Linked DNA regions of Homo sapiens: all the other regions are linked to region 3. A link is an interaction called in ENCODE POLR2A ChIA-PET data of the cell type or tissue named here. Cell type or tissue: PC-9. All regions are shown on one strand. Each heading gives the region's core, and the rest is flanking DNA. Links, peaks and the distances in the headings are about the cores only.

Region 1 (10,431 bases), core at 1,864-6,863, 400 kb after region 3:
GGAACCAATGCTCCCCAGTTGTCCTTTGGTACCATCATGGTGCCTTCCAGGATGACAAAAGATTGTCATTCAGGTGTCAGTGAGGCACTGAAATTCCCGCAGATGACGGAAGGCTTGGGACGGGGGAGGGAGGTGTGGAGCAAGATGGTCTGGGATTTTTTCCCTCTGTGGCTTCTTTAATTTAGGCTAGGAGGATCTCCCTGCAGTGCTTGTGCCTGCCATCATTTAAACAATTCATGCCAGCAAATCTGGTTCTGCTTAAAATGGCAGCCATCCATGGCCAAGTTAATGACAGCCTCCCACTCATGCATGAGTGCACACTCCCACTCTAAAAAGCAGGCGCACACACTCTCCTGCCTCCATTCTTGCTCCTGACACCCCTTGCTCAGCCGGGGACCTTCTTGAGAAGCTCACCTCAGGACAGGGGTGTGGGCAGATCTTAGGAGGGTTGCAGCCTCTAGGCCCATCCTGGAAAGGAATGGCCCACAGGAAACCAACAAACAGTTCCTAGAGCCCAGAATGCCCAAGAAGAGGCAGGAAACCAGCACATAGCTCCAGCAGCAGGCTCAGCTGATCACAGCAGAGCTGGCCACCAGGGGAGGAGAGGCCAAGGGCCAGACAGACATGGGAGCCCCCACAGCAGGGACCAAATGCCCCGACATTGCCAACTGGAGTGAGCAAGGGGCAGCAAGTCACCGAGTTATCATGGGCCCCCTGACCTCACTCAGGTACATACCCCAGTTGCCAGTTTGATCAAAGTCAGAGTGGCCAAGCCCTCAGAGAGCCAAGAGTTATTTCCCAAGGAAACCTCATCTTTCGTAAAGAAGCCCACTGATAGGGTTTGACTCTGTGTCCCCACCCAAATCTCATCTCAAATCATAATTCCCATGTGTCGAGGGAGGGAGGGTGATTGGATCATGGGGGTGGTTTCCCCCATGCTGTTCTCATGGCACTGAGTGATTCTCATGAGATTTGATGGTTTTATGAGTGTCTGGAAGTTCTTCCTTCGTTCTTCTCTCTGCTGCTGCCTTGTGAAGAAGGGGCTTACTTCCCCTTCACCATCCGCCATGATTGTAAGTCTTCTGAGCCCTCCCCAAGCCGTGTGGAACTGTGAGTCAGTTAAACCTCTTTCCTTTATAAATGCCCCAGTCTCAGGGAAGTTCTTAATAGCAGTGTGAAACGGACTAATACACCCACCATTGTTGCTATCCAGGCTGCACAGTCACTCCTAGCAAAACATTAAAAACTGAGAGCAGCTGTTTCTCAAACACTGAATAAATATAAACTTCCTTTGACAAAATAGCTTTGAAGGCAGGGAGACAGGTCTCTACCCAGGAATCATTGTGTGGCCTCAAAATAGCTTTGAAGGCAGGGAGACAGCTTTCTACCCAGGAATCATTGTGTGGCCTCCAGCAAGTTGTTGTAACTGTCCAAGCCTGGGCTTCCTCCTTTGTAAAGCAAGAATTAACAACTACCCTAAGACTGCTGTGGCAATTGTAAGAGATGTATGTGTGTGCCCATCACATATGAGGCCTGATCCACCATAAGCACTCAATAATTATTACTATTATTATTATTATTAATTTATAAAGACAATGCCTCACTATGTTGCCTAGGCTGCTCCTGGGCTCCAGTGATTCTCCCACCTTAGCCTCCCAAAGTGCTGGGATTACAGGTGTGAGCCACCGCGCCCGGCCAAGAATTATTGGTCTAACACCCTCCGCATACATCCAGGGTGTACTCAAATAAGATTCCAATCTGAGCCGTGTGATTGACTAAGCCCAGCCTAGCCCTCTCACATTGTTGCTGGAAGCTGGTTTCGATCCCCATCAGGACCTGATCCTAACAAGTTGATTAGTCCTTCCAACGTGCCCCTTGCCCTCTCTAGGGCATGCTAGACCTTTGCAAGGCTTGTCTGAGAGCTACAGATCTACTGTTTTCCTGCAGGTTTTATTGCTTGTAGATCAGTAAGTCCTAAACCAACCAGATCCAACACCCCTGTTTATAACAAATATTGTTTTGTAACTCTCTTTTACTATCTTGAAATCAATATAGCACTATAATTTTAAAAGGGAATGTCACGATAAAATCATACATGAAGTTGGCAGAGGCATGGACTTACAATGGATATGTTTGCATTACAGGAAGGCAATATTTAATTGAATAGTGCTGTCACTGCTTTCTTTATATTTGACATTTTGACATAAGGACTAAATTAGGCTATTCATAGAATTAGATACAATCATCATGGATAGGAAAGCTGCAGATGCAGACCAGTATAGAGGTAGTGTCTTAGTGACTCAATTACTATGTGAGCAGCATTGCCATGGATGATGTGATTTTACAAAACTGTGGCTTAAGGTCGATAACGTTTCAGACAAAATGCAGGACAATTTACACACAGCTCTCAACATGGTAGTTGTACTCCAGGTAGGTTGTGCAATAAAATCATGTGTTCTTTTTTGTTGTTGTTGTTGTTGTTGTTTGAGACAGAGTCTCACTCTGTCGCCCAGGCTGGAGTGCAGTGGCACAATCTCGGCTCACTGCAACCTCTGTCTCCCCGGTTCAAGCGATTCTCTTGCCCCAGTCCCCCGAGTAGCTGGGATTACAGGCGCCTGCCACCACACCAGGCTAATTTTTGTATTTTTAGTAGAGACAAGGTTTCACCATGTTGGCCAGGCTGGTCTCGAACTCCTGACCTTAGGTGATCCACCCGCTTCAGGATTACAGACATGAGCCACTGCACCAGGGTGTTTTTTTTTTTTTAAACGTACATGTAAAGTGAAGTTGATTATGGCTCATGTGCCTATGAACTAGCTTTTCACCTCTATGAATATTCTGACAGTACATTCAAAAGATGTACAGGACTCAGGACAATTCTTCAATGTGATGGGATGCATCCCTCACTAAGAACAAAGAGGGACCTGCCTGTTGCCCCTGCCTGCAGCACCTGGGGGAGAGAGAAAAGTCATCATGGGCCTTATTTCTGCCCCAGGGACTGCAGTATTCCCCTCACTGAATGCCAGAAGCACCAGCCTCATCATTATGACAACCAAAAGTTTTTTTTTTTTTAATTTCCAGGGTGCTCCCTAGGGAGCCCAGCTGCCCCAGTGAGAGCTTCTCTTGTGGACTGATGACAGGGATACACTCCAGCACAAGCAGCATTTTAATATCTACAGCTGAGGATTTGTCAAGCTAGAAGGGACTTAAACATCATCCAGGTGCCCATCTAGCATGGATAGTCAGCATCTCCAAGGAGCCTTTCAAAATCCACATGTCAGGGCCCTCCTGCAGATGGAAGGAATGAGGTGTGAGGCCCAGTCATCTGTATTTTGTACATTCCCGGATAAGAGCTGCAACATTCTAACCATTCTCATCTCTTTCTAAGTCTTGGTCTTGCAGCTAATGGGGGCAGAACCTAGAATTCCTGACATTCCAGCCCCAGAAGCCCAGACCCAGAAAACACAGTGAAGCTTGTGGGTTCTTGTGGGGCTGTTGGGACGCTGTGCTGTGGGGCTTTGGATGCACCATTGACTCTCTCTGGGCTTCAATTTCCTCATCTCAAAATTGGGTAGAGAGGGGAAGCTGTTCCACACCTCTGTCAGTCTAGAGTTCTCTTTGGCCCACTGGGGTTCCCCTTCCCAGAATCTTCTGTTTGGTAACTCCATCTGTCTGTCTCCAGGTGCCCAGGAAGGGCCCTCTGTCTTGTGGTTACTTGGTCAGGGAGTGTTTGTCCTGGCCCTGCTGTGAAGGATGAACATGTTGCCAGAGGGCCAGGCCCTCTCCTGAGTGTTGACACAGATAGGACATGATGAAGAGGCCCAGCCTTATATAAGTCGTGGGTAGACAGAGGACCAGTGGGGTAATTTCAGCCCTTGGCCCAGGGTTGCTCCTTGCCTGGCACTGTAGAACTGGTTTCCAGGGTTGACTCAGAGGGGCTGGGCACCACCTGTATCCTCAGCTCAGAGGTCAGGGTAGCCGGGGGCGGGGGGGGGGCACCCTAATTCACAAGGGATGAAGAGCTTTTTATGTCTGAAAACTGAATGAAAGGAATTTCCTCTAGTCAGTGACTAAGGACAGAATATTCTCTGTGCTTGGGGGAGTGACCTAGGCAGAGGGATCAAGGACAGCTTGAGCTGAGAACACAGCAGGAGCAGGAGCTAGCCAGGCAGAGAGGGGCAGGAAGAGCGTTCTGGCTGAGCAAGTGCGGAGGGCCAGTGTTGGGGCAGGAGAGGCCAGGCCAGTGTGGCCAGAGAAACAAGCCTGAGGGGGACGGAAGGCAGAAGCTGGCATGCAGGTCAGTAGGGGCAGGCATGGCAAATACACATGCCTTCAGGGGCCCAGGCAGGCAATGTGACTGCTACAAATTGGGAATGTAGGCTTCAGGCTACATTCATTCAACATGCATACAACTATTCAATGCCAGGTTGCAATATTCAGGACCTGGGATGGATCATTGAGCAAAACAAAGGGCCCTGCCCTCATGCAACTTACATTCCAGCAGAAGGAGACAGACTAATAAACAGAATAAATAAGTAAACTATATGGTAAGTTAGGAGATGCTTGGGGCTATGGAAAGAGAGGAAGCAAAGCAATGTAAGGGAAGCACAAAGTATGGGGTTTAGGACAAGATGTCATGGATACTGCAATTTTATTTATTTATTTATTTATTTATTTTTTGAGATGGAGTCTCGCTCTGTCATCCAGTCTAAAGTGCAGTGGCGCCATCTTGGCTCATGCAACTTCCACCTCCCAGATTCAAGCAATTCTCCTGCCCTAATCCCAAGTAACTGGGATTAGAGATGCACATCACCACACCTGGCTATTTTTGTATTTTTAATAGAGACGGGGTTTTACCACATTGGCCAGGCTGGTCTTGAATTCCTGACCTTGGGTGATCCACCCGCCTCAGCCTCCCAGTCATGAGCCACCATACCTGGCAATTTTAATAGCATAGTAGGGTAGTTCAACATCTCAATTTTCCAAGGAAAGACAGAAATCTAGATTTTTAAAAATTCTCTCAATTTTAAAATTATGATGTCCTAAGAGCCTGCCAGAGTCAGAGATTATTCTCACTCTCTTTGCAAGGGCTACTTTGGTTCTTTATGTTAAACAGTGGGAACAGTTCAGCACTCCAAGAAACAGAGCCCACTTAAAGGGCTTGTCATTTACCCCTAGACTCAAGCTTCATATGTTACCAACAATGCTTTTCAGCCATCTGTGGAGAGTGCTTCCTTTTTCCATACACCCAAGTTGCTCAGAACTCCCATTTTCTTGGGGCAGACACAGGGGTTGCCTGCAGCCCCTCTCCTTGACCAAGCTCTAGGGGAAGCACTGTTGCTTCAAAGGGGAATAATGCAGTCCCTGGGGCAGAAATGAGGCTGATCATGACTTCTCTCTCTCCTCTAGGCGCTGCAGGCAGGGGCAACAGGCAGGTCCCTCTTTATTCTTAATCAACAACAGGAAATAGAAAGCCAGCATAATTCTGGATAAAAACAGCCCATAATTTTATAGGACTATGTGGTTTTCTTGTCGCAATGTGCATAATTTATCTTGTGACCACAATGTAACTCACTGAATCACCTCTGTTTGTTAATTCCATCTTTTTCCTCCCAAGATAGAAAGGGGGAAAAAAATCTCTAGTTGTATGGTATTGGTCAAGAGATCTAAAAGATCATAAAGTGTAATACGACCAAGGAACTCCCAGAACTTTGGGCAACTCATTCAGTTGTTTTGAAGATTTTTTAAAATTGGGATACATTGTATGTACAGACAAGTCCACAAATCAAAGTGTAGAGCTAGATGAATATTGACATAGTGAACACCATTGTTCAGCACCACCCAGATCAAGAAACAGAATGTCACCAGTTCAATTGTTTTTTAAATAAATGCAAATGCAGATGGCAATCCTCCTGTCTGAGACCTCCCAGTCCTGTAGGAAACAGTGTTTTGATCTTCATCCAAAGAGCAACAGCCGTTGAGGTCTTTTCAGTCAAGGGACTGACAATATCACATTTGTGTTTTAGAACAATCCGTCTGCGTGGTATGGAGAATGGCTAGGAGAGAATTCATATGGGCAGAAAAGGTACTCAGCAAAGAATGAAAATAGTTGGTTCTAGGGTACAACAATGGCATAAGCTTAGAAGACAGACCTTTGGAAAGTGACAGAACAGATTAAAACAAGACTCCCAAAGCCACAGGCTACCCTGTGCCTGGCAAGCAGGCTCCCACATGTGCCCTCAAGCCAAGATTCCCAGGGAAGAAGTCACATTCAGAGCTCAGGGCAAACTAACCCATAGCTAGTGGGCTACACCTTTAACTTGTTGCAGCTGGATTGCGGTACCTCTCCCTTAACCACAGGATTCTTTCTGACTTGAAGGTTGTTTGGCAGAAGTAACCAGTAGAGTAATTGTGTTCATGCTGATGCTATTTCAATTTATCCTAAGTGCTATGGGTTGAACTGTGTCCCCCAACAATCCATGTGGTGAATATGGCCTTACTGGAAAATAGGGTCATGGCAGATGTAATGAGTTAAGATGAAGTATTACTGGAATAGGGTGCACCCCTAGCCTAATATGACTGGTGTCCTTATAAAATGGGGCAATTTGGACAGACATGCATAGAGGGGGAGCACCATGTGAAAATGAAGGTAGCAATCAGAGTGATGACTTTATAAGCCAAAGACCATCAAAGGTTGCCAACAAACCACCAGTAGCTAGGAGAGGGCCATGAAACGTGTTTTTCCTCATAGCTCTCAGAAGGAACCAGCCCTGCCAACACCTTGATCTCAGACTTCTATCTTGCAGAAATGGGAGACAATCCATTTCTGTTGTGCAAGCCACCCAGTTTGTGGCACTTTGTTACAACAGCCTGATTAGCAAGCTAACACAAATAGATTCTCACGCTAGCCCCAAACCTCAGTAGGTTGGCAATGGAGGAATGGGAAGGGCAGGGTGACATGACCATTCTCAGTGGCCTCATGTGCCCACTGACCACCCAAGTGTTGGGGCAGTGGTGGGGACTTGGAAGCCTGCAGAGCCCTCCAATAGCTGCTGCCAACTGTCTTTCTGGGAGACAAAGCAGCCTCAAGCTAGTCCTTGTGGGTCTGCTTGAGGGCACTGCTACATTCAGTTTTAGGGTATAAACCCACACCTGCCACTTAGGGACAGCTGTTGCAGGAGGTGCTGCAGAGGAAACCACTCACTCAGACATATTTCAAATGCCCACTCTTGCTATCCACTATCCATTGAATTCAAGTGCGTCAAATGTTTAAACCATGTGCCCTGGCTGCCCATCCAAACATCTAACTCAACATTCCTAGCTACTGCATCATCTTAGAACAAACTCAACTCATTTCATTTGAATATTCATATGAATCCCTTCAATACAGACATCATACAAGTCCTTTAAAACAAACTGTTTATAGCTAGTAGCCATCTCCTGACCTCAGCTGTCCCCCTCCAGGGAAAGCTTACAAAGTTTCTAGTTGGGAACAGAAGGCCCTTTGGGACTTGCCCAATGTTGTCTCAGGACATGACCTCACAACAGTAAAAACAAGTCAAAACCCAAGGCCTACTGGCAGAGAATCAGTTAAAGGACAAGCATAACTAAGTCAGCAGAGGTTACCTGGGCCTCACCCCAGCCTACATGGAAAGCACTTACCTGGTAAGCGCTCCGTAAATGGTAGCCCATAGCAATAATCATCTGTCAGTGGCTGTATTGATCTATCTGTGAATCAGATCATATCTGGAGAAGATAACCTTGAAGGGAAAGACACCATAAGAAGCCCAGTTAACTGAATGCCTTTCTTGAACTTGGCCACAGTGACCTCTACGATCAGCCGCTGCTTCTCTCCACCTTCATCTCCCCCATTTCCACCTCACTCTCAGACTTTATGTCCCAACTATACTCACAGTGACTATCTGGGATACTTTTGAAACTAAGGACATATTATTAAGTTTTCTGGGACAACAAGCATAAATTGGTCTGTTCTAACAATCTGAGTCTTCTAGTCTCCCTAGCCATCTAGAACAACTTAGAGTTTCCATAACATGCCCTGGGCTTTTATAGCTCCAGACTTTTGCATGTGCTATTCCCTTTTCTTGGAACATCCTTCTCTCCTTGGTCTACTTTGCAACCTTCCCCAAGACCCCTAGGTAGGCTCGAATTCTCTTTTCCTGTGTCTCCATTTCCCTAACACTTAGCACATTAAGTCTTAATTTCTCTGGCTCCCTCAAGACCAGTAACCACTCGAGGATGATATTATGTCTTTTCACCTGTATGTTCTCTAATCTATTCCGTGTTACAGACATTCAACAAATGTGTGTCTAATCAATGATTTTGTGGTTACCTGGAAAAGAAGTGGGTGTCAGAACTAACCACAAATGTCTGAAGAGTTGTCATGGTGAAGAAGGCCCAGACTTGATTCGTGTGGCCATAAAGGATAGAACAAGAATACTAACCAGAAGCCTCAAGGAGGCATATTTCAGCTCAATATTAAGAAGAACTTTCTAGGCAAGAGACCTAAACAGAAAATGAACGGGCAGCCTTGAGCAGTAGAGAGCTTGTTGTCATTAGAAGTGTTTAAATGATAAATGCTAACAAACCCTTGGTAGGAATGAGGCAAGGATTCAAGCATGTAGTAGATGAATGATCTGAATAAATACCTGAGACTCTATGACTCACTTATTCATCCGTTCAATGAATACTAGGCATCAGGCACTGTACCAAGAGCCTGATGAATTAACACAAAGCAAACACACCCATGTAACCACCACATAGATCAAGGCCCTATTCTTGGTAGTGAACAAGGCAAATGTGGTCTCTGACCTCTTGGAACTTACAGGCTTGCAGAAGAGATATATAAAATTGTAAGAATTATTGGGTACTAAGAGAGAGTACAGGAGGAGAACTAGGTATGGGGACCCAGTTTTGTTCCCCTAAGGCCACTTTGTTCTATGACCTTGGATGTTCTGGAGAGCTCAGGCTTATTCTCTCTACTCTGATGCCTGCTCTTCCAGTTGGGTGGCCTTCCTGAATGCTGGCTTAGACCAGTCTATACCTGTCAGCTCCAGAGCTGTGAGTCCTGGTCAGATGACAGGTAACTAGGTAACTTTGATCATCCCAGGGGAAACAGGTGAGTGAGCCATGTGGGGTCTTTAACCATGCCTCCATTCTTTCCTTTTCTCTTTTCTGAAAGACCATCAGAAGGCTAGTCATGCAGAGCTCAGGACAATAAAGGCACAAAGAATGCTATGATAGATGTACCCAAAGAGCCTGGCAAAAATTCAAACTCTCGGAGCAGCCAACCTTCATCAAAACACTCAATGGTACTGGCCGCAATCCAGAACTCCATGCACAAAGCAAAAAAGACATAGCAGGTGAGCCAACAGCATGTGGTCACAGGATTTTCTCCTGTACTCTGATGGGGAGTGGCATCAGGAAAAAACAGCAGCCATTCACACAACATTAGCTTGATCTTGGTAAACACTAATAATTAAAAAGCAAATACTATGCATCATACCTTTACTGTGGATCACACTCTGTGCTAAATGATCTTATATGCATTATCTTATTTAATCATCAAACAGCTACATAAAGTTAGAAGAATTATTATTTCTATTTTACAGATGAGGAAACTGAGGTCAGGAGTTGTCAAAATTTGGTTTAAGTCACATAGAGAATGGCAGGCCTGAGTAACTCTGGAGCCCAGGCTTCTGGCCTCCGTTCTGTGGACTCTTTCATGAGGTTAAATGAGAGCCCGCCAAAGCAGAGTGAGTTGAAATGAGCTACCCTCTCTGACCTCCAAAGGCAGGTGAGCAAGTCCTCAGCACAGTAGCAGTTTAGCAAGACAGTTCACTGCATAGGCAAAGTCAATAGGAAAACAACAAACTAAAAAAAAGTATTTTAATTACTCGTATTACAAAGCGATAATCTCTCTAATACATGAATCCATCTATCCGTATACGAACTAACAAACCAATAGAAAAATGAGCAAAGGTCACAAAAATGCATACAAATAGCATTTAAACACATGAAAAGTCAACCTCACTCAGTAAAGAAATGCAAATTAAAGCTACACTGGCCAGGCATGGTGGCTCAGGCCCATAATCCCAGAACTTTGGGAGGCCAAGGCGGGTGGATCATGAGGTCAGGAGATCGAGACCATCCTGGCTAACACAGTGAAACCCCATCTCTACTAAAAAATACAAAAAATCAGCTGGGCATGGTGGCATACGCCTGTAGTCCCAGCTACTCGGGAGGCTGAGGCGGAAGAATCACTTGAACCTGGGAGGCAGAGGTTGCAGTGAGTCGAGATCGTACCACTACACTCCAGCCTGGGCAACAGAGGGAGACTCTGTTTGAAAAAAAAAAAAAGCTATACTAAGGAAGCACTGGTCTCCTACAAACTTGACAAGCTTGTGGGATGCC
Region 2 (10,431 bases), core at 3,104-8,103, 51 kb before region 3:
GGACAGGTACCATTACCCCTATTTTACTAACCAAGGTTCAGTGCTTAAAATAACTTGCCCCCAGTCACACAGCCAGTAAGAGGCAGATGCAGGGCTCCAGCCAGGCCTGCACAGGGCAAGACTCTAGAGTGTAGGTACACTCCATCTTGCACTCCTCACTGCACTGGGCACAAGGAGGGGCACAAGGAAGGACTCGGTTAATACTAAGAATGATGTGTTTTGCAGGTTGAGGCAGGTGAGAGGTCCAGCTGAGTCCTTCTCTCCCTTTGAAAGATGAAGAAATTGAGGCTCAGATTTCCACTGACGTCTCAGGGAAGGATGTCCTTTGGGGAAGTCAGGGCCAGCATTTGGGAGGTCTTTTGCATGCCAGCCTGGGCTTTGTCAGCCTCAGAATCTCAGGATATTAGAGTGTGCAAGGGCTATAGAGTCAATCTAGTCTAGGGGCAAATGCACGGCCACCTGGCCAATCCTGAGGCTGTGGCAAGCATCACTAATAAATTGTGGCACATCTGGACAAGGCCTCCTTCTCAGCACAGGACTATACTCAGCCACAACCAATCAAGTGATGAAGATATTCCACCCCCTCCCCATCTCATTAATCCCTATTCACCCTCACTCAACCCAAGGGAAAAACAGGGTCCAGAGAGTTGGGGTGACTTGCCTAAAGAACTGAGGGGCCCTTATTCCATAATGACAGCCTCTAGGTACTGCCAGCTTGCCACCCTCGGTGCAGCCCTGTCAATTATGGGCTTCCCAAATGGAAAGATTGGGACTCAAGGTCCCATCCTCTCCCCATTCCCACGCTGGCCCCTAATAGTGAACCAGCCGGCTGCTCTGCTGCCCTCACCAGAAGGTGGCTTTCGTAAGGGCTGCGGGGGAGCAGTCTTGCTCAGCAGCGGAGGTGTCCCAGCGCAACAGCAGCAACCTCTCCGCAGGGCTCCCAGCTGCCTGCCCGCCCCTTCCTGGGCCTCTTGGCTGGGCTTTCCTCCCAGCCTGAAAACCTGGCTCCAGCCACCCACTGCCCACTCATCACAATTGGCCTGCAGTGACTCAGTCTCCTTGCTACCTCCTCCTCCCGTCTTCTGGCCCTGGCGTCCCCCAGCTCTTAGGAGCCTCTTCAATAGTGCCTTTGATCCTGGCTGCCGAGGCTCTTTAATGAGGACGGCCTGCTGCCTTCAGCAATGGGATGGCAGAGAACAGCTTCTGGGAGCACAGTGACGATAACAGGGTGAACATAGCCCTGATGCCCCCCAGCCTCCCCCAGATGACCAAGGGCCCTGAGCCCAGAGGCCCTGCAGGGAAGACAGGAAAGCTGCTGAGATTTTTTGGGAGGTGCCTGCCTCACCCAGCAGCACTGGGCCTGGACCGGAGGGCATTTTCATAAGGGCACTTTAATTAGGAAACAAGGCAGCTAGCCAGCGGGACTATGGGCCACACCCGGTGCCATTAGAGGCCTCCGTGCTCCCGGGCCCAGCCCGCCTCTCTCGCCTCCACCCACTCCACCTCCTCCCTAGGGTTGTGGGGAAAGGCGGTCCCCGAGCACCCCTGCTTGCCTCCCCTATCCTGAGGCCCCTGGCAAGGAATGGAATGCCGGATTTCTCAGGTGTGGTTTCTCAAGCTGAGTTTTGGATCTCAGGCTGGAGACAGCTGGCAAAAGCAGAGAAGCCACCCCCTTGGGCAGTGGCCAGAGCGGTGGCCACCCCCATGCTGGGCCACAGGAAGGAGAGGGCATCAGTGCCTCTGCTCCTGATGCTTCATGCCCCCCCTACCTCTCTCCACCAGGAGCTACCATGATGAAGCTCCTGCCTGGCAGTTGGCTTGTTTGTCCCCTAGAGGCTCCAGCTTAAACCCAAACTGTGCTGTTCCAGGCACTGTCCCCAGCAGGCAGTGTTCCCACAGCCACGATGGGCAGACTCCGAGCTGCCCCTATCCAGTCCCCTGGGCTATCTACCCCAAACTCAGGAGGTGGGCAGAATACACCCTTGAGACCCTCAGCAAGTTGGGCAGGGACCCACGCCCACTGACCTGGCTGAGCCTGGCTATGGCTGAGCTACCGAACTCCACACTCCCTCCCTGTGGGGCCTGGGCAAGTCACGGGTCTATATTTCCTCCTCTATAAAATGGGACAATCCACAGGAATCTCCCAGGGCTGTCGTTATGGTAAACAGAGTCATGTATGTGAATGTATCAAGCACAGGGCCTGACTGCAGCGTTCAGTAAACTCACGCTGACCTTGTGTAGGCTGAAGTCCTCCCCACAGTCTAACTGGCTGTGTGACTGGGCTAGCCACTTTGCCTCTCTGAGCCTCGGTTTCTTAGTCTTTGAATGGGTGAACAGAACACATTCTCTTATAGATGCAGAAGTGCTTCATAAACTATGAAGGGCTGCCCAAGTCCAAGATTAGTCATTATTATTTTTCTCTTTTCCTTTTTTTTTTTTTTTTGAGATGGAGTCTCGCTATATCACCCAGGCTATAGGGCAGTGGCATATCGGCTCACTACAACCTCTGCCTCCCGGGTTCAAATGATTCTCCTGCCTCAGCCTCCTGAGTAGCTGGAATTACAGGCACACACCACCACACCTGGCTAGTTTTTGTATTTTCAGTAGAGAAGGGTTTTGCCATGTTGGCCAGGCTGGTCTTGAACTCCTGACCTCAGGCAATCCTATTGCATTGGCCTCCCAAAGTGCTGGGATTATAGGTGTGAGCCACTGCACCCGGCCCAGTCATTACTTTTCTAATGAATGGCCATACTTCACCTCCCTCCACCCTGCCCATGAGGAAAGGCTGGGCCATTCTATCCCAGTTCACCCGATGGGACCCTGGTGACATTGGGCTCACGTGGCCTCACACGGGCTGCCTGCCCTGAGGCTCAGCTCTTCCCTGTTGCCTGTCAGCTGCCTCCTGGACAGGGCAGTACCTGGCTGGCCACTGGGCGGGGAGGACAAGAGGGGATTGGGATGCTCAGTTCTTCAGCAGGAGGGTCTTTACCCATCTGGCAGCTCCTCTGCTGGGTTGGGAATCAACTCCTCGGGAAAAGGCAATGTTGGGGCAGGGTGGGGACCTTGGTGACTCTGGAGGCAAGTGGGTGCCAGCTTGGCCAAGCTCACCCTTGGCTCCTCCTGTCCTTTCTCTGAAGAGCTCCAGCAGGGCTGCTTGGGATGTCGCTAGCTGTGTGACCTTGGACAAGTCCCTTCCCCTCTCTGGACCTTCCTCCTCTGAAAGGACGCTGCCCAAGACCACGGCTTGTCCTGCTGCTCTCAGGTGCTCTGGAGTGGAGGTTCCAGAAGAAGCATAGAGAGCTGGCCACACAGCTCAGGAAGGGGCCAGGCTTCCTGGAGGAGCTACAGGGCTGGGCTTGGAGGAGGAATGGGTGGTCTTGGGACCCTCAAGAAACAAAAATGGCTGAGACCACCAGGTCTTCAGCCCAGAGTCTCCCAATTTGTGAGCCCTCTCTTTCTGTCCTGGACTTGGCCAGCAGGTGGGCAGAGACAAGCCTGAGGCAATACAGATTCCTGTATCCTAGGAGGGGAGTGGGGGGCCCTGCATCTGCCCTGCCCTGGCCCAGACTGAGGGCACCCCATGTGGCACTAGAGAGTGAGGGAACCTTACTCAGTGGAAAGAGCCCAACATCCGCAGGATAGAGTCTCGGCATCGATAGCTGTGGGGCCTTCAGGCAGGTGATTTTGTCTCCCTGGCCTTGGTTTCTCCGCCTGTAAAATGGGCTAACAGTCCCTAGCCTAGAGGATAAGTAATGCCTTAGCTCCTGTGCACCTGGCATCAGGTGAACTCTCAAAAACAGTTCCCAGTGAAAGCACGTGTTTCTTGGGCATGGCACTTCAAGCCTCTGGCCTCTGTTTCCCCACCTCTAAAGAGGGTATCAGAACATTGCCTACCTCCAGGAGCTCACATATATCAAACGGCTTTAGCACAGGCAGGTGCCTATGCACAGCACGGATTCTAGGTGTTTGTGGAAGCCACTGAGCCAGATGACCTGAAAGAGTTCCCTGCACACCTGGCCACAGCCTGCAGTGATTCCAGGGAGGGGACAGAGGTTCCTCTTTGCCCTACAACAGGCGCGGTTGTTTCCTCACTCCTTGTCAGGCCCCAGAGGGCTGCTGGGCCCCAAGCCATGGAAAACATCTTCCAAACCCACACAGCACCTCCAAGGAGCACCTGGCATGTACATCTCTCCACGGTGAGAATTCAGTCCAGGCTGGTGCAGCTCACCACCGAGGCGCTCCTCGAAGATGCTGTGTGGGCTTGGCATGCAGGAGGAAGCTCACCACCCAGTCAGGGATATGCCTTCTTGCCAGGGGCTGGGAGGGGAGCCCATTTCACAGATGGGATACACTGAGGCACTAGCAACCTATGTGACTCGCCTGGGTGGGCCTGGAGGGGGAAGGGGGCAAGAGAGGTGCCAGGGGTCCTGAGACATCTGAACTGAGGTGGGCGTCTCTTCTTCCCTTCGGCTTTCTCTCAACCTGAACTTCCCTATTCACTTACCTCCCACTTACCCTTTGAGGTAGGCATAACGGTCCCATTTAAGAAGACACAGAGAGAGGCTCAGGAGAGCTGAGTGGTGGGCCATGCTGGCTGGAGGACATCAGTGGAAAGGAGCTAGGTGGGATCCGGGGGTGCTCACCCCTCAGGGCCCAGCAGAGCCCCAGGAAGCACCTGCTGGCTCACAGAGGGAACCCAGTGGGGCTGTGGGTTTCCAGGTCCCCCTTAACCCTCCCTTACCAGGAGGGTCGATGCCAGCTGCTGCACCCCTTCCTCTGGGCCCCGCTGTTGGGGCTGTCCCAGCCTCCTCCTTAGCATCCTCTTTAATCCCTGACCATGACTGTCGTCTTCCTGCACCTTCCCTGCTCTGTGCTCACCCTCCTGCCCACCCTGCCCAAGGTCTTCCTCTCCACTCCACACCGGCTGCCGTGTTCTTGTGACATCCCAGGGTTCTTGTCTCAGCTCAGTAACTAACATGCTGTGTGACCCTGGACAAGTCCCTGACCCTTTCTGGGCCCCTGCTTCCCCATCTATCATTGAGGGGGTTAGGTGAGAAGCTTGGATGTTCTAAGAATATCAAAACCCACACACCAAATGCACGGGCAGGTGTGCTGCTAGGCCTCTGGGGCCTTGGGCTCCTGGCCCACCTCTTGGCTCCCTTCTGGGGGCCCTGGAGAAGCCAGTCTGGGGACTGGGCTGCCAGGAAGTGCCACCCTCTGCACGCCCGAGTCCCCACCTGGGCTCCATCTGCTCTCAGAGCCTTCAGCGCCTCTGCCTCTGGCCTCTGCCCAAGTCCCCTCTGTTCCCGAACCTATCCTTGCCCTGAGGCAATGGTGGTTGCCCCTGTCACTGGAGCCAGCTCCTGGCAGAATTATCTCCCTCCATTCGAGCTTCCATTAGTCCATAAGTACACTGGGCCCAGGCAGGGCACTGGGGAGACGCGGCAGCCATAAATCACCATGGCTCTCCTGAGCCCAGCTGCCAATGGCCTGAGAGCTCTGCTGGCTCAGCGGAGGGAGGCTCCCTTCCTGGAGGAGCTGGGGCCAGGGCTGGGAGTGGCTGTGTGAGTGGCAGCAGCATAGGGGTGTGGCGGGTACTCGTCCACTCACCTGTTCACCTCTGGGGTATGACATTGTGACAGCAGTGCCACAGCTCCATGTGCAATGTCACCTGGAGATCTTCCAAAGAAGGGGCTATGGTAGGGACCTTGACAAGTCATTGCAACTCAGAGCTTACAGATAAGTTTCCTTATCTGTAAAATGGGTGCTCATACCAATCTCACAGGGTTCACAGAAGGATCACTGAGAACATGCCCCCGCCCAACCGAACAAATGTCCAGCACGGAGCCTGCCAGGGCGTATGACTCAATACATAGTCGATTTCCTCCCCACCGTGGGGGCTCAGAGCAGGCAGTGGCAGCTGCTTGCCTATGTTTAAAGCCACAGCTTTTACACTATGCTCTTGCCTTTTGTTGTTGGACAGAGACAGCCCTTTGGCTTCGGATGCAAGCTGCTGGAGGCCAGACAAATCTCAGCAGAGCTTGCAGAAGTCCAGAGCCACTGTTTGGAAAGGGTGAGAATTCAGTCCGGGCTGGTGGAGTGCTTTTGGCTTCCTCTGTGAATGAAGTTTGGTTGAGAAAATTAAATGAGATCACAGGGGTGATATTAAAAGAGCAAATTACTTTAAAGGGCTTCCGCTCATTCCAGATCTGACTGGGGATGGATGGCGCTAATTACGAACAAGGAGTGGCCTCTTAGTAAAGCCTGTCCCTAAAGCCCGGGGGTGTTTCTAAGTTAGGGACCCTGGAAGTGAGAGCCCCAAGCTCCTTTTGTGTCAATTCACATTCCCTCCCCCCATAATCAGTGACAGCCGGTGACATTTGGAAGTCTGGGCTGTCTAGGAAATACTTCTTACCACCCTGTGGGCCCATGAACAACTGCTGGGACTTCGGAGAATGACAACTTGGTGACGACACTTGCATCAAATCCACAAAGCAATCTAGCAGCGTGTATGAATGAGGGCGTGTCTTTTTACCTAGAATTCTACTTTTGGGAATCTCTCCCAAGGAACCCAACCAAGCTGTGAGCATGGAGATGTTCAACGCAGTGTTATTTACCAGAGTAAGATACCCAACAAAGGGAGAACTGCTTGAGTAAATTAAAGTATATCCCCACTGTGGGTTCTTCTCGGGTATTAATGGCTAATTATGAAGTCTATGTAATTATACGAGAAAGATTCATGGAATAATGTTAAGTGTAGAGGCCTGAGCATGAAATGAAACCTGTAAGTATGTGATGACATCATAAAACAAACCTGGGCATGAGCCTGAAAGGAAACACACGAATATGCAAGTAGTAGTTGTGTCTGGGTGGGATTAAGGGTGATTATTTTTCAGAACTTAGTTCCCACCATTTGGGGAAATATGGCAACATTATCTGGACTGTAGAAACAAACAAACAAGCCACTTCCTGGACCCAGAAATAGTGGAGAAAGGGTCAGTGCCTGGTGTTGTTTCTAAGGGCGCCAGGCTGCTGTTCTGGAAGCAGGACCAATGGTGGAGGCTCACCACGTGCACAGCTGGAACCTATGGGGGCCTGGGTGGTGGTCATCCACCCTGCTCAGTGCACCTGTTGCCACAGGAAGGCCTCTCTGGGGATGTCCCATTGTTCTCCAGCCAGGAGGAAGGTGGGAGGCGGGAGAATGGCTGGTTTTAAAGCCAGGAAATAAATCTCCCTCCCCCCAACCCAGCCTCTCCATTCAGGCCAGCTTATTGATGGGGACCCAGGGGGCCTGGAGACAGTAAGCCGACTTCCCAGGACTCGTGAGAAAACCTCCCCAAGCCAGGCCCACACTGTCGTGTGGACTCTAGGGGCCTATCCAGAGGCTTCCTCTGGCCATTTCCTGGCATTGTCAGCCCTATGCCCCCCACGACAGCAGGACGCCAGGTACCCATGGTCCCAGAGCCATTTGTGCTCCTCCTGATCACCACAGAAGGTTGGGGCCCAGGCCCTGAGTCAGATAGTGGGTAAAACAATTACCACGAGCCCTTTCAGAACTGATAGTCTTGTGACGGGAGAAGACTCCCGCCAGCCCCAGTAGGGCACAAAACCCCCTCTGCTAGGCGTAGGTAGGAAGCCACAGACATTTGCATATAATTTACATTACTTTGCATAACCACCTGCTATAGGGGAAAGAGCATTGAACCAAGAGTCAGACTTCGGAGTCCAGTCCCAACAATACTGCTGACTTGATGTGACGTTGAGCTCATTTTTGTCCTCTCTACTAGGCATCCGTTTCCCCCTGTGCTGAGTTGGGAAACTGGACTGCTGGTTGGCGAGCGTGGACCTGGCTAAAGGTTGATGGAGTTGACATGATATAGTGAGCAGGAAGGACACGCCTGGAACCAGAAGGGGGTCCCTGGGACCCTCCACCTTGCAGCGATCCCCATCTTAACAAATGCTCCCTGAACACCTCCTGGGAGACATGCGTGAACCAGCTTTCCTAGTGTCCTGCGGACCCCTGCTCCCCTACTGACCAGGGGTACAGTGTCCACCTCTCACTCCCAGGCTATGGGGATCTCTGGGGAGGAGGACCCTCACACCCCCACCCAACTCTCCTGCCCCTCCTCCCCTTGGCAGCCCTGGCGATGCCAACAGCTTCTGACACCCTGGAAATGCTTTCAGCCAGGAACCAGGGAGCTTGGCAGGGGAGAGGGAGACAAAGCCCCAGCTTGCCCTGGGACTGAGTGGACTTAGCACACAGACATACACCCCACCCCCACTGTGGTCAGAACCAAAACAATGCTGGGGAGCAGTGACATCAGATGCGCCTGGCCTTCCCTGCCAGCCTGCCCACCTGCTACAGGTATTTCCAGGGCAATGGACGAGGAGAAGGTGGAAAGAAAGCCTCATTCCCAGGAAGCTGCACTGCTGCTGCTCCTCCTTGGGCATGGTGTCGGGGGAAGGGAAGGACACCCAAACTCGGGTACTGTCTACTCCTGGGCCTGGGCCTTGCAGTAGGGTGGCCAGCATCACTAAGACCAAGCTACGGGGAAAGGAGGTGGTGGCCCCCTTTAATGGCAGGGCTGTGGCACTTCTGATACTCAGTGCTGGGGAGGGTTGGGCCTTTGGGGTTCCCCCGAGGTTGGAGTCTGCAGCAAGGAAGTGTGAGAAGCAGAGGGTGCAGACCCAGAGTCCACAGGTGAGGAGGTGAAGTGTGGAAATGAGGGGAGGATTTTAGAGGTCTGAGCTGCAAGGAAGCAAAGAGCTAAGAGGGATGGAGGGAAATGCCTGGGGTCCTGAGAAATGACCAATGTCCTGGACACAGGTCCTGGGGCTTGTGCTCTGTCTCTCTTCTCTCCTCCTGTCCCTTGAGCTCTCTAAGAAAACCCCCTCTTCTCTGTCCTAACCCTCAAGCCTCACCTCCCCATCCACCGTCTACTCTCCTGGGGAGACCCGAACAGACTGCCAGGCTGAGTCAGGTCCTGGGGGTCTCTGGGGCTCCTGCTGTCACTCCCTGCCCGCTCTCTGGAATGGACTTCACTGCTACCAATGCCTTCCCTCTCCTTGCAGGTGCCGTCTCACAAGGCAGGTCTCTGTGAAGGGGTCTGGCCTTGGGCAAATCACTTCACCTCTCTGAGTCTGTTTCCTTCACAATAAGATGGGAGAAATGATGCCTACCTCATAGGGTTAGGGTTGCTCTGAAGAATAAATGAGGCAATGCATTCAACAAGCTCGCGCAGTGCCTGGCACATAATAAAAGCTGAAAAACTGCTAGTGGTTGTCATTATTAGCAATCTCTCCAAGCCCAGGTTTCTTTCCTCTTTTGTACAATGCAATACCAGTCCCGCCTTCACAGGGTAATTGTGAGATGAGAGGAATGAGAGATTTGAAAGCGCTCTCACAGAAGCAGGCAGTGAGGTGGAGGGCGTGGCTGCTATTAACTGCAGGGCTCTGGGACTCATGGCAGGACACTTGGTAGGCAGCAGGTCAAACTCTATCCTGCTCAATGCAGAGACACAAAAGGGAGCCACCCTCACAGCCTGGTGCTCTATCACGCTTCCTGCTGCTCAGGCCCAAAGTTAGCCCATTTGATAGATGGCAAAACAGGCCCAGAGAGGGCAAGAGATCAGCCTAGAGTCACTGTGAATGATCAACTATATAGGGACTAGACCTGGAAAAATAAAATTCAAGATTCAGATACCACTGAAGAGCATGTTAACTGTCCCTTCACCCATTTTTAAAGCACAGGCATTTGGGAAAATATTGTAATATATATATGTGACACTTATTTTTAACCCAGATTTCAAATCACTTTTTTGTTGGAGGAGGTGAAGGGGAACATTACACAGCACTTCATTTACTTACAAAGATGTCACACCTGGTACACTTAAAGAGGCAAAGTCCTAGAAAAGCAAGGTCAATTTGAGAGGAAATAAAATCAATGACTTGAGGTATACATCTCCAGCCTGTGGGTTTTTTTCCTGGGGGAAAACAACTTAAAGAAAAATAAATATCCTCAATTCTTCCCTGTGTGTGCTTCAGCCTGTGGCACTGAGACTCTCACAGGAGAGGAATTATCTTGGTTCATTCATTCCCCTATGTGGCAAGGGTTTCAGATATGGACCGAGAAGACCCCTTCTGGGTCTTTGCAGGAACCATGTATACTCTGCAACTTTAATCACTTTGTCTGCAGGCATGAGCGAAACGATCTCCAGAGACAGCCAGCATTTAAAAGCAAATTTATTAAAGTAGACACCACCTTCCTGACACAATGGCACATGATGGATTCTTATTTCCCATTGTGGAGCAAATGGAAAATCGCTCTTGCAGATGGGGAGATAAACTGTGCTCTGGGGCCTGCAAGTCTGAAGTCCAGGGTGGCTGCCAGAAGAAAATCCAATTTGCCTTTAAATGCCATGTACAGCGTTT
Region 3 (10,431 bases), core at 2,763-7,762:
CAGCTGAGCAGTTGCAGATGTGGTTCCTCTCCAGCCCTGGCATCTCAAGAGTGCAGGCTGTCAGTTGAGGCCAGGCAAGGGGCTTCAGAGGGAGTCAGACTCCCCCTGAGCCATACCTTTCCCCGGGATGGGTGAAGAATGGGCAGGGTCCCTGCCTGGGGGATGACACATTAGGATAGCAGGATTAAGATTTGCCAGGGTGTTCCCAAACCGAGTGCCATGGGCCTCACAGCAAAGGCATCCTGCTGGGAGTTAAGCATGAGGACGAAGCAGTGAGTTGCTTGAAGTCAGGTGCCCTGTGTTCCCTGTTCCCCATGATATATCTAGCACTGAAGACAGTTTCTGGCATAGCAGGGATGCAATCAACCTTGGTTGAGTGGGTACATCAATAAGGCTGGGGGGAAAGGGGTTGATGGTCAAAGGGCCTAAGAGTTGCTATGTGAGCCCCACCCTCCCCTCCCCTCTATTTCCTGGGGTCTGGGGGTTCTGAGGCTGAAAGTAGGGCAGGCTTTGTGGCATAGATCTGCTTTGAAATCAGTCCCAGAGCCAGTTCTCACCCTTGGTGGGGACTGCAGATGCTTCCAGCGGCTACCATCACTTGTCTCAAACCACAGGAGTGTGTAGGAAAGAGTTCTGGATCTGGAGGGCTGTGGCCCTAAACCTGGGGGCTGCTCTTACCTGCTGGCGGATCTTAAGCCAGTTACTGAAACTTTCCCAGCGTCAGTTTCCTCAACTGTAAAACAGGAATAATAATTACTTCACAGTATTAAGAAGAATAATAAGGCCAATAATCTGGCTGTATAAAAACCGCCTATTTGATAACAATTACGATTTAAAAGCAGCTGTAGGGGCTCCCGGCAGGAGTGGCTGCCGGCTTGGGGTTGACGCCTCCCGCTCCGTCGGGACCGTGTGCGCGAAGGTGCCACCAGGCGGCGCGCTGCCGCTTACGCCTCCCCGTGGCCGCCAGTCTCCCTCCTCCGGCGATGGGAGAATTGTCCTGGCCCCACCCCGCCTGGGGCCGCCCTGACAGAGTCCTTGTCCCGGGTTGTCAGGGGAAGTGGCACTCAGACGACTCCGTTTGCAGGATCTTGAGTGGGAAGGCTTGGGAATGAGTTCACGGTGCCTCCCCTGAGTCGTTCGGTCCAGAACGGACCCCAAAAACCTGGACCCTGGAGAAGGGAAGCGCCTAAAGCTGAAGTCCTTAACGCTTTACCATCTCTTTGTAATAATATTATCAGAGCTAAGGTTGAGTGCTTACTATATGCCAGGTACTATTCTAAATCTCTTCGGCCGGGCACAGTGGCTCCCGCCTGTAATGCCAGCACTTTGGGAGGCGGAGGCGGGCGGATCACTTGAGGTCAGGAGTTCAAGACCAGCCTGGCCAACATGGCGAAACCCCATCCCTACTAGCAATACAAAAATTAGCTAGACATGGTATCGTGCTCTGTTAATCCCAACTACTCGGGAGGCCGAGGCACGAGAATCGCTTGAACCCAGAAGGCAGAGGTTTTCTGTGAGCCGAGATCGTGCCACTGCACTCCAGCCTGGGCGACAGAGTGATACTCTGTCTCAAAAAAAAAAAAAAAAAAAAAAAAGTACCGCTTTAAACATTTTAAAGTGCACAATCCAGTGGTTTTTAGTATATTCCCAATGTTGTGCAGCCATCACCACTACCTAATTGGAGAACATTTTTATCACCTCCAAAAGAAACCCCATACCATTAACCCCATTCTCCCCTCCCCCAGCCCCTGGCACCCACTAATCTACTTTCTATCCTATTCTGGACATTTCATATAAATGGAATCATACTATATGTGGCCTGGGTCATTAAACTTGGACTCTTAACCTCTACTAAGTACTGTGACAACCTTCTTCCTTCCATCCTTCTTACCCAGTCTTTTCCACCAACCCCTCCAGGGTCTTCTCACTGCTGTTCAGGCAATGCAAGCCGTTGGTCACAAAAGCCTTGGGCTCAGGCAGATCCGGGTTCAAATCTCAATTCTGTCTTGGACATTATAACTTATTTATCGCCTCTGCTGTCACCTTCTCAAAATTCTTTTATTGTTGTAAATGTTTAAAAGGCCATCTTTTCATTTTAGAAGAGTTTTAGTTTTACAGAAAAATTGCAAATATAGTACAGAAAGTTCCCATATGCCCCTCACCCAGTCTCCTTAATTATTAACCTCTTACATTAGCATGGTACCTTTACTACAATTAATGAACCACTGATACATTATTATGTGCTAAAGTTCATTCAGATCTCCTTAGTTTTTACCTAATGTCCTTCTGTTTTCTGTTCCAGGATCCCATTCAGGATCCCACATTGCATACAGTCATTGTGACTCCTCAGGCTCCCCTTGGCTGTGACAGTTTCTCAGTCTTTCCTTGTTTTTGATGACCTTGACACTTTTGAGAATTATTCATTGGGTATTTTGTAGAATGTCCCTCAACTAGGATTTATCCATTTCATAATTCTTAATAATTTGGAAAAAAGGGCTCTGATTTCCACTTTATACTGGGCCCTGGAGATTATGTATCCAGTCCTGCTTATGCTTTATGGGGCAGAGAAAAGGCAGGCTGAGCCAGAGCTGGCACATGCAGCAGGCTGTAGCTAGCATGCCCTGGCATTGCCGGGGGTGGGGATTGGGGGGCTTATCTGAGTGGGGGATGCTGGAAGCTAGACCTAGGAGTGAGAAGGAAACCTTAAACATGGAGAACTCAGGAGGGAGTCCAGGCAGAGCAAACCACGTGAGCAAAGGCCTAGAGTTATGTATGTGATGGTATGGTCAGGAGGTGGCCACATCCTCATACTGCCCCTCAAACAGCACACCAGAAGGCCAAGAAGGGAAAAATCTCTACACAAGGGCAAGGCCTGCAGTGCTAGAGATGAGATTTGATTCTGTAAGAAACAGGAGTCATGGGTGCTGATTGAGCTGGAGAGAGGCCTCATTGGAGCTGTGCCATGGGAGCTTCCTTGCAGCTGGATGTCAGGGCAGACTGAGCAGGAGCCAACAAGGTGGCCACTGCATGCTCCTGGGACAATGGGGCCTTGGCCCAGGGATTCAGGTGGCAGAAAGTAGGGACTCTGCAGAGGGAGAAAGAGTTCCCCAGATTTGGTGCCTGAGGGAGGGTGGGTACTTAGGGATGGAGGAAGGGAGGGGAGCTGGGTCGAGTGGCAGAGGTTGCAAGGAGAGACATGGTGAAAGGAGGAGGATGGCTGGGCTGGGGAGAGGGTGGTGGATTTGGGTTTGGACTTGGTGAGTTAAAGGTCCCTGTGGACTTCCCAGCACATAGCAGTGAGCACAGGACTGACTGATGCTACAGGAGTGGTCAATATCTTAAGAAATAAGCATGCTAGCTAGTGTATGCTGGGTGTATTAGTCAGGGTTCTCCAGAGGGACGGAACCCATAGGATATATGTATGTATATAGGGAGAATAGGCTCACATGCTCACAAGACGAAGTCCCATGATAGGCCGTCTGCAAGCTGGGGAAGAGAGAAGCTGGTAGCAGCTCAGTCCGAGTCCGAAAGCCTCAAAACCAGGGAAGCAGATGATGCAGCCTTCAGTCTGTGGCCAAAGGTGTGAGAGCCCCCGGCAAGCCACTGGTGCAAGTCCCACAGTCCAAAGGTTGAAGAATCTGGAGTCTGATGTCCGAGGGCAGCAGGAGCCAAGGGAAGCATCCAGCACAGGGGAAAAAGAAGGGAGCTAGAAGACCCAGCAAGTAAGGTTATCCCACCTCCTTCCTCCTGCTTTGTTTTGGCCACACTGGCAGCTGATTGGATGGTGCTCACCCACATCGAGAGTGGGTCTTTCTTTTCCAGTCCACTGTCTCAGATGTTAATCTCCTCTGGCAACACCCTCACAGATACCCCCAGAAACAATGCTATATCAGTCTTCTAGGCATCCCTCAATCCAATCAAGTTGGCACCTAATATTAACCATCGCACAGGCAACTATAGCAAGCTAGAAACCCTGCCAAGAGCTCCGTCTGAGTTAGCTCCTTCATTCTCCATGATTACCCATGAGGAGATGTTATGATTTTCCCCATTAAAAAGTAGTTCTCATTGCTGGTATCTTTTAAGCAGGACTAGAAGCCATTAGTATGTACAGAAGTTCCCCACCCTTATCTGCGGTTTTCCTTTCCATGGTTTCAGTTATCCACAGTCGAATGAAGTCCAAAAATATTAAATGAAAAATTCCAAAAGCAAAACAATTCATAAGTCTTAAATTCTGTGACTTTCTGAGTGATGAAATCATCCCTTTGTCCATCCCTTTTAAAAATGGGAAAACAGACTTGGTTTCCCTGCTTAGCTAGAAACTGAGGCTAGAATCAAACCTAGGCTGTTGGCTTCTAAGCTTATATGTTAAACAAACACAAGACGCTGCCTCTTTAAATCCCCTGTGTGTAGTTCTTTTATCTTAATGACATGATTTCCCACTGATCATCTCAATTGTTCCTAGAGGCTGGTGTTAATCATGGCCTATGACAAAGGAAACCACAGCTCCAAAAGGGAAAATGACTTGTCTAAGGTCAGCTGGTAAGTACTGACCCTGAGCTTTTAGACGCACATTCTTATGACTAGTCCACGTTACCAACCTTTTCAAGGTTCTGCCTGGACTTACGGATGGGGAGTTATCTGTGTAGGGGGATGAGGAAGGGCAGAGGCTACATATAGTCTAACAGGGCTTAAAATAATGAGATAGTCCTATTAAACTTTCTCACTCTCAATTGTTTTAAACATTCCAATTTAAATGTATTCAGGTAAATATCAAGTTAATTTGTCTAATAAAAACATCAGGCCACTTCACATTTGTCCTAAAACTACAATGAAACACCTTTTGACATATAAAAATGTCTTTTGCCATTTCAAATATATTCAATTTCAGCATTGTGCATGTGATACTTCCAGTATTGTTCATGTGTCATGGACCCTTAATCAAATTAAACACAATATTTATACTATCCAGAGAGTACAAGATAAAGTAAATAATTCACTCAATGGGATTAATATGTAAATCAGCTTTATTTACAAAACACTAGCTCAAGAATTATAATACTGTGAAGCTTTCATTTAGGCAGAAGTGTAATCACTGAAGGTATAGCACTTCCTTAAACTAAAAATGAGAGATAATTAAAAATAAATTTGGAAGAGACAAAATTCCCACGTTTCTTGTTGTAGTTCTGGATTTTCAGTAGCAGGCTCTTTTGAAAGCTGAGTCAGCACTGAAGATAATTCACTATTATTTTCAGGATAAATGCCAAAGATATCTTCCAGTGGCAAGTATGCTGAAGGTGATTCACAGATGCTTTCTGAAAGACCAGGAGGAAGAGGAGGTCCCCGTGCTGTGGACTGTCCTCCTGGATACATTGGCTATAAAGATCTTTACTGAAGGAAGAGGCAGAGGAAAGAAACCCTATAGCAAAGTGGAGTATGCGTGTGTGCGGGAGGAGAGGTAGGTGAAAAACTCTTTTCTGTTGTCTTCTGACTCCTTGATGAATGGCCGTATGGGGAGTGCCCCTTGTCAAATATCCCATCCTTCTTGAAATTTCAGCAGCCAACCTCTGGTTTAGAATATTTAGATTTCTCTTTGTTCAACTCTTTTGTTATCAAATCGATTTCTTCTGAACTAAAAGTTGGATCTGGTTAGCTTTTTATTAATTGCTTCTAGATCTGCTGTTCCTAATGACTCTTCATCATTGCTGGCATCGTGTAAGCAGGACTCAAAGCTGTCACTATGTGCAGAAGTCCCCCCTTATCCAAGGTTTCACGTACCCACAGTCAGCTGAAGTCCAAAAATATTAAATAGAAAATTCCAGAAACAATTCATGTCTTTTGTTTTTGAGATAGGGTCTCTGTCACCCAGGCTGGAATGCAGTTATGTGAACAAGGCTTACTGCAGCTTCGACCTTCTGGGCTCAAATGATCCTCCCATCTCAGCTAAGCCTCCTGAGCAGCTGAGACCACAGGCATATGCCACCACACCTGGCGATTTTAATTTTTTTTTTGTAGTGACACGGTTTCACCATGTCACTCTGTGACACCATGTCAGTCTGTGGCCAAAGGCCTGAGACCGGTCTCGAGCTCCTAGACTCGAGCAATGCTCCTGCCTCAGCCTCCCACGGTGCTGGGATTACAGGCATGAGCCACTGTACCTGGCTTTCAAAAGTCTTAAACTGCGACTTTCTGAGTACAGTGATGAAATTTCACACCATCCCACTCTGTCCCACCTAGGACATGAATCATCCATTTGCCTAGTGTATGGACACTGTCTACCTTACCTGCCTGTTAGTAACTCAGTAGTCATCTTTATTATCAGATCCACTGTGGTGGTATCTTAATGCTTGTGTTCAAGTAATTCTTATTTGACATAATAATGGCCCCAAAACACAAGAGTAGCAATGCTGGCTAATTGGTATAATTGCTGTATTTTATTATTCATTATTATTCATCTCTTACTGTGCCTAATTTATAAATTAAACTTTTTCATAGGTGTGTATGTATAGGAAAAAACAGTATATAATAGGGTTTGGGACTATCCAAGCTTTCAGGCATCCACCAGGGTCTAGGAATGTAGACTCCAGGTTAAGTGGGGGGACTACCATATGCGTTTGTAGAGATAAGAGTTCTCTCTTAATATGGCGAAACTTTTTAAGAATTCTACGTTTTCTTTAAATTAATTTTGTAAGTTGTATGTTGAGTTATTTTTAAACAAGTGACAACTTCTGCTCCAAATTGAGAAAGCTGTGAAAAATTCAGTGATTGTTGCCCAGAACATTATCACCCAAGGACATGTAGGAAACAGGACCTAGGCTGATGCTGGCTGGGGAGTGTTGACTGTTGGAATGAGGGGAACCCAGTGGTGGAGAAGGTCAAGGACAGGAAAGTTAAAGAGCTAGCATACCCATGTTCCTGCTCTGTTTCCTCTTCTCTCTCTTTTTAGAAAGTTGAATGAGGTGTGATTTACATACAATGAGATACACAGGTCTAAAGTGTAAGATTCTATGAAATTTGACAAGTAAAGACATCTAGTAACCACAATCCTAACCAAGATAGGAACATTTCCATCATCTCAGAAAATTCCCTTGAGCTCCTTCCCAGGTAATCGTCATCCTGCAGAGGCAGCCACTATTCTGATTTCTAACATCATAGGTGAGTTTTGCTAATTCCAGAACGTCACATAAATGGAAACAGATAATATGTACAGTAGTCCTACCTTATCTACTGGAGATGTATTCCATGACCCCCAGTGGACACCTGAAATTGGATAGTATCAAGCCCTCTATATATAGTTGGCCCCCTGTATCTGTGGGTTCCTAATCCATGGGTTCAACCATCTGCAGATCAAAAGTATTTTTTTAAAAAAGCAATAGAAAATAACAATAACAAACTACAAATTTTAAAAATACAGTCTAACAACGGTTTATATAGCATATACATTGTATTAGGTATTATAAATAATATAGAGATGTTTAAAGTATATGGGAGGATGTGCATAGATTATTTGTGTTAACTTTAAAAATCATGAGATCTGTAAATATAGAAAAGGTGACTTTATTTCCTGTAAAAGGTTACAGCCTGTGAAGTGGCCATCCTGCAGGCTGGAACGCATAGCCTCAGGCAAAGACCAGAGTCTGGCACTTTGAAGGAGGAGGGGTTGGGGTAGCAGCTTTGTATAGAAAGGGTTGGCTAAATATACATATTCAACAGGTTACAGGGGAAATTATGAATATTCATGAGGGTAGTCCTGAATGCAGGTATATAGAACATGCATGTAACATACAACCCATGTTCACCTTGGGGTGGAGACTTAATATTTAAATGTATTACAGTAAGGCCCTATAAGTCAAAAGGCAGGCAGAGACACAAAGGCACTCAACTCACAGCCTCTGTAACTGGGCCAGAACCAGTCCACGGTCAGTGGTCTCCTTAATCAGAAGGTTACTGGAATCAGCAGTCCAATCAAAGCTATAGTTGTGGTGGAACAGGGGCTGGGGTCATTTACTCAGCATCTGATGGAGCTACAAATTGTGTTAATCTTGCTTATCTCCAGGCCAGTGCTTGTTTAGCTGCTAGAGAGAAAGAAAAGCCTGTGGCAGTTATAACACAGCTTCTCCTTTAAGTGTAGGGGGTATGCAACTTAACATATTTCTGGCATGGCCTAAGGTCCTGTTTATAATTTGTTATCTTATTGCCACAAAGAGTCTGTTCTGTCAGTCTTACAGTCTCTATTTTAATATCAATGGTGGTCAGTTGTTGTGTCTAAACTCTAAAAGGGAGGAGGTATAATGAGGAGTGTCTGACCTCCCGTCCTGTCATTTCCAGGAACTCAGTTTTTAAGGCTTTTCCAGGGTCCCCTTGGGCAAGAGGCAGTCCATTCAGTTGGTAGGGGACTTAGGATTTTATTTTTAGTTTACATATGCAAATACTATGCCATTTTATATAAGGGACTTGAGCAACCATAGATTTTGGTATCCATGGGGGCTGGGGAGGGGGCTGTCCTAGAACCAATCCTCTGAGAATACCAAGAGACAACTTTCCTATAGATACATATCCACGAAAAAGTTTAATTTATAAATTAGTTACAGTAAGACAACAAATAATAAGATGGAACAATGATAACAACATGCCAGCATCACTGCTCCTGTGTCTTGGGACCATTATTAAGTCAGAGAAGGGCTGCTTGAACCCATGCACTGCAATGTAGTACAGTGGATCTGATAACCAAGATGGCTATGAAGTTAGTAATGGGTTCGTCACATATATAGGATGGGTATGCTGGACAAATGGATGACTGAGATTTCATTACGCTACTCAGAAAGGTGTGTGTGCAATTTAAAACTTGCTTGTTGTTTATTTCTGGAAATTTTTCTTTTTTCTTTTTTGAGACAGAGTCTCTTGCTCTGTCTCCCAGGCTGGAGTGCGGTGGTGCGATATCAGCTCACTGCAACCTCTCCCTCCTGGGTTCAAGCAATTCTCCTGCCTCAGCCTCCCGAGTAGCTGGGATTACAGGCGTGTGACACCACAGCCAGCTAATTTTTGTATTTTTAGTAGAGATGAGGTTTCGCCATGTTGGCCAGGCTGGTCTCTCTTCTGATCTCAGGTGATCCGCCCATCTCGGCCTCCCAAAGCTTTGGGATTACAGGCGTGAGCCACCACGCCCGGCCTGGAATTTTTCATTTAATATTTTTGGACCCCAGGTAACTGAAACTGTGGACATTAAAACTGTGAATAAGAGGGGGCTACTGTGTACTTTTCATTTTCGTCTTTCCAAGTTCAATTTGGGTCTTTTTAATGTCTTTCATGTCTCTGACTTTTTAACAAACAGAATACATTTATAAGAACTGTTTAAGTTGACAATATAAGAATTGGTAAATTTTTTATTGACTGATTACTCCATGAATCGTATTTTCCACTTCTCTTCAGCATGGTAAATTTTGATTGTCTAGCAGACATTATGAATTATCCTTTTAGGGTGCTGAAAATTTTGTTTTTCTATAAATATTCTTGAACTTTGTTTTGGGACACAATTAAGTTACTTGGAAAGTTATTCAGGTCTTGTTTTTGAGATATTTTTAGACAGGACCAGCAGTGTTTAGTTGAGAGCTAGTTATGTCCTGTCACTAGGGTAAGACCCTTCTCAGTGCTCTACCCAATGTCCATAACTGTGAGGTTTTCCAGTCTGGCTGGTGGAAGGAGGCACTGTTCCCAGCCCTGTGTGGGCTTTAGACACTGTTCCCTTGAATCATCTCAAGTGGTTCCTTGCCGATCAGTACCCTGCTGGCTAGTCTATGGGTGCTCTCTGCAGATCTCTTGAGTCCCTCCTCTGTGCCATCTTCTCCTCTCTGGTGCTCTGTCTTGCAAACTCTAGATGCCTCAGTCTCCCTGGACTCTCATCTCTATCTCCTCAACTCAGGGTGTCTACCAGGCTCTACCTGAAACCCCCCTCTTGCCCCAGTACCCTGGAAACTCTAAAACAGTATGCTGGGGCAATCATAGGTCTCCCTCATTTGTTCCCATATCTCAGGAATCACTGTTCTTCACTTTTTGATGTCCAGTGTCTTGAAAAGCATATTTCATATATTTTGTCATTTTTTGTTACTGTTTCACATGGCAGGGTATATGCAGCCCCCGTTACTGCATCTTGTCTAAAAGCAGAATTTATTTTCTCTTATTAGAAAATTTACAAATTTACAAGGCCAGGCACAGTGGCTCATGCCTGTAATCCCAGCATTTTGGGAGGCTGAGGCAGGTGGATCACGAGGTCGAGTTCAAGACCTGCCTGGCCAACATGGTGAAACCCCATCTCTACTAAAAATACAAAAATTAGCTGGGCATGGTGGCTAATCCCATTACAGTGCCTGTAATCCCAGCTACTCCGGAGGCTGAGGCAGGAGAATTGCTTGAACCAGGACCCAGGAGGCAGAGGTA

Evidence for each region. ChIA-PET counts read pairs that join two places held together with the same protein. Peaks named below come from ENCODE experiments on the same cell type or tissue, not always from the same donor. Only the 100,000 strongest peaks of a DNase experiment are listed, where the experiment ranks them.
Region 1: POLR2A ChIA-PET joins it to region 3 with 6 read pairs; 2 of 35 experiments call an interaction of 5 or more read pairs at or near these places.
Region 2: POLR2A ChIA-PET joins it to region 3 with 5 read pairs; 15 of 35 experiments call an interaction of 5 or more read pairs at or near these places.

What each region holds. Positions count from the first base shown.
Region 1 is chr10:70,802,883-70,813,313 of GRCh38, reverse strand. No RefSeq gene overlaps it. Among named protein-coding and RNA genes, the nearest start is that of SGPL1, 7.8 kb to the left of the region's middle. In PC-9, for the core only: no CTCF peak of the experiment used is centred there; DNase peaks (open chromatin) are centred at 3,973 and 5,583; H3K27ac peaks cover 2,399 bases.
Region 2 is chr10:71,251,398-71,261,828 of GRCh38, reverse strand. The region is part of intron 1 of UNC5B (unc-5 netrin receptor B); the gene reads right to left. LOC112268061 (a long non-coding RNA gene) reads right to left here. Exons shown (of 2, transcript XR_002957083.2): 2 at 2,420-10,431. Among named protein-coding and RNA genes, the nearest start is that of UNC5B-AS1, 38 kb to the right of the region's middle. RefSeq lists an enhancer at 1,280-2,132. In PC-9, for the core only: no CTCF peak of the experiment used is centred there; DNase peaks (open chromatin) are centred at 5,518 and 5,818; H3K4me3 peaks cover 837 bases; H3K27ac peaks cover 1,955 bases.
Region 3 is chr10:71,199,739-71,210,169 of GRCh38, reverse strand. No RefSeq gene overlaps it. Among named protein-coding and RNA genes, the nearest start is that of UNC5B, 7.6 kb to the left of the region's middle. RefSeq lists a silencer at 840-899. In PC-9, for the core only: no CTCF peak of the experiment used is centred there; no DNase peak of the experiment used is centred there.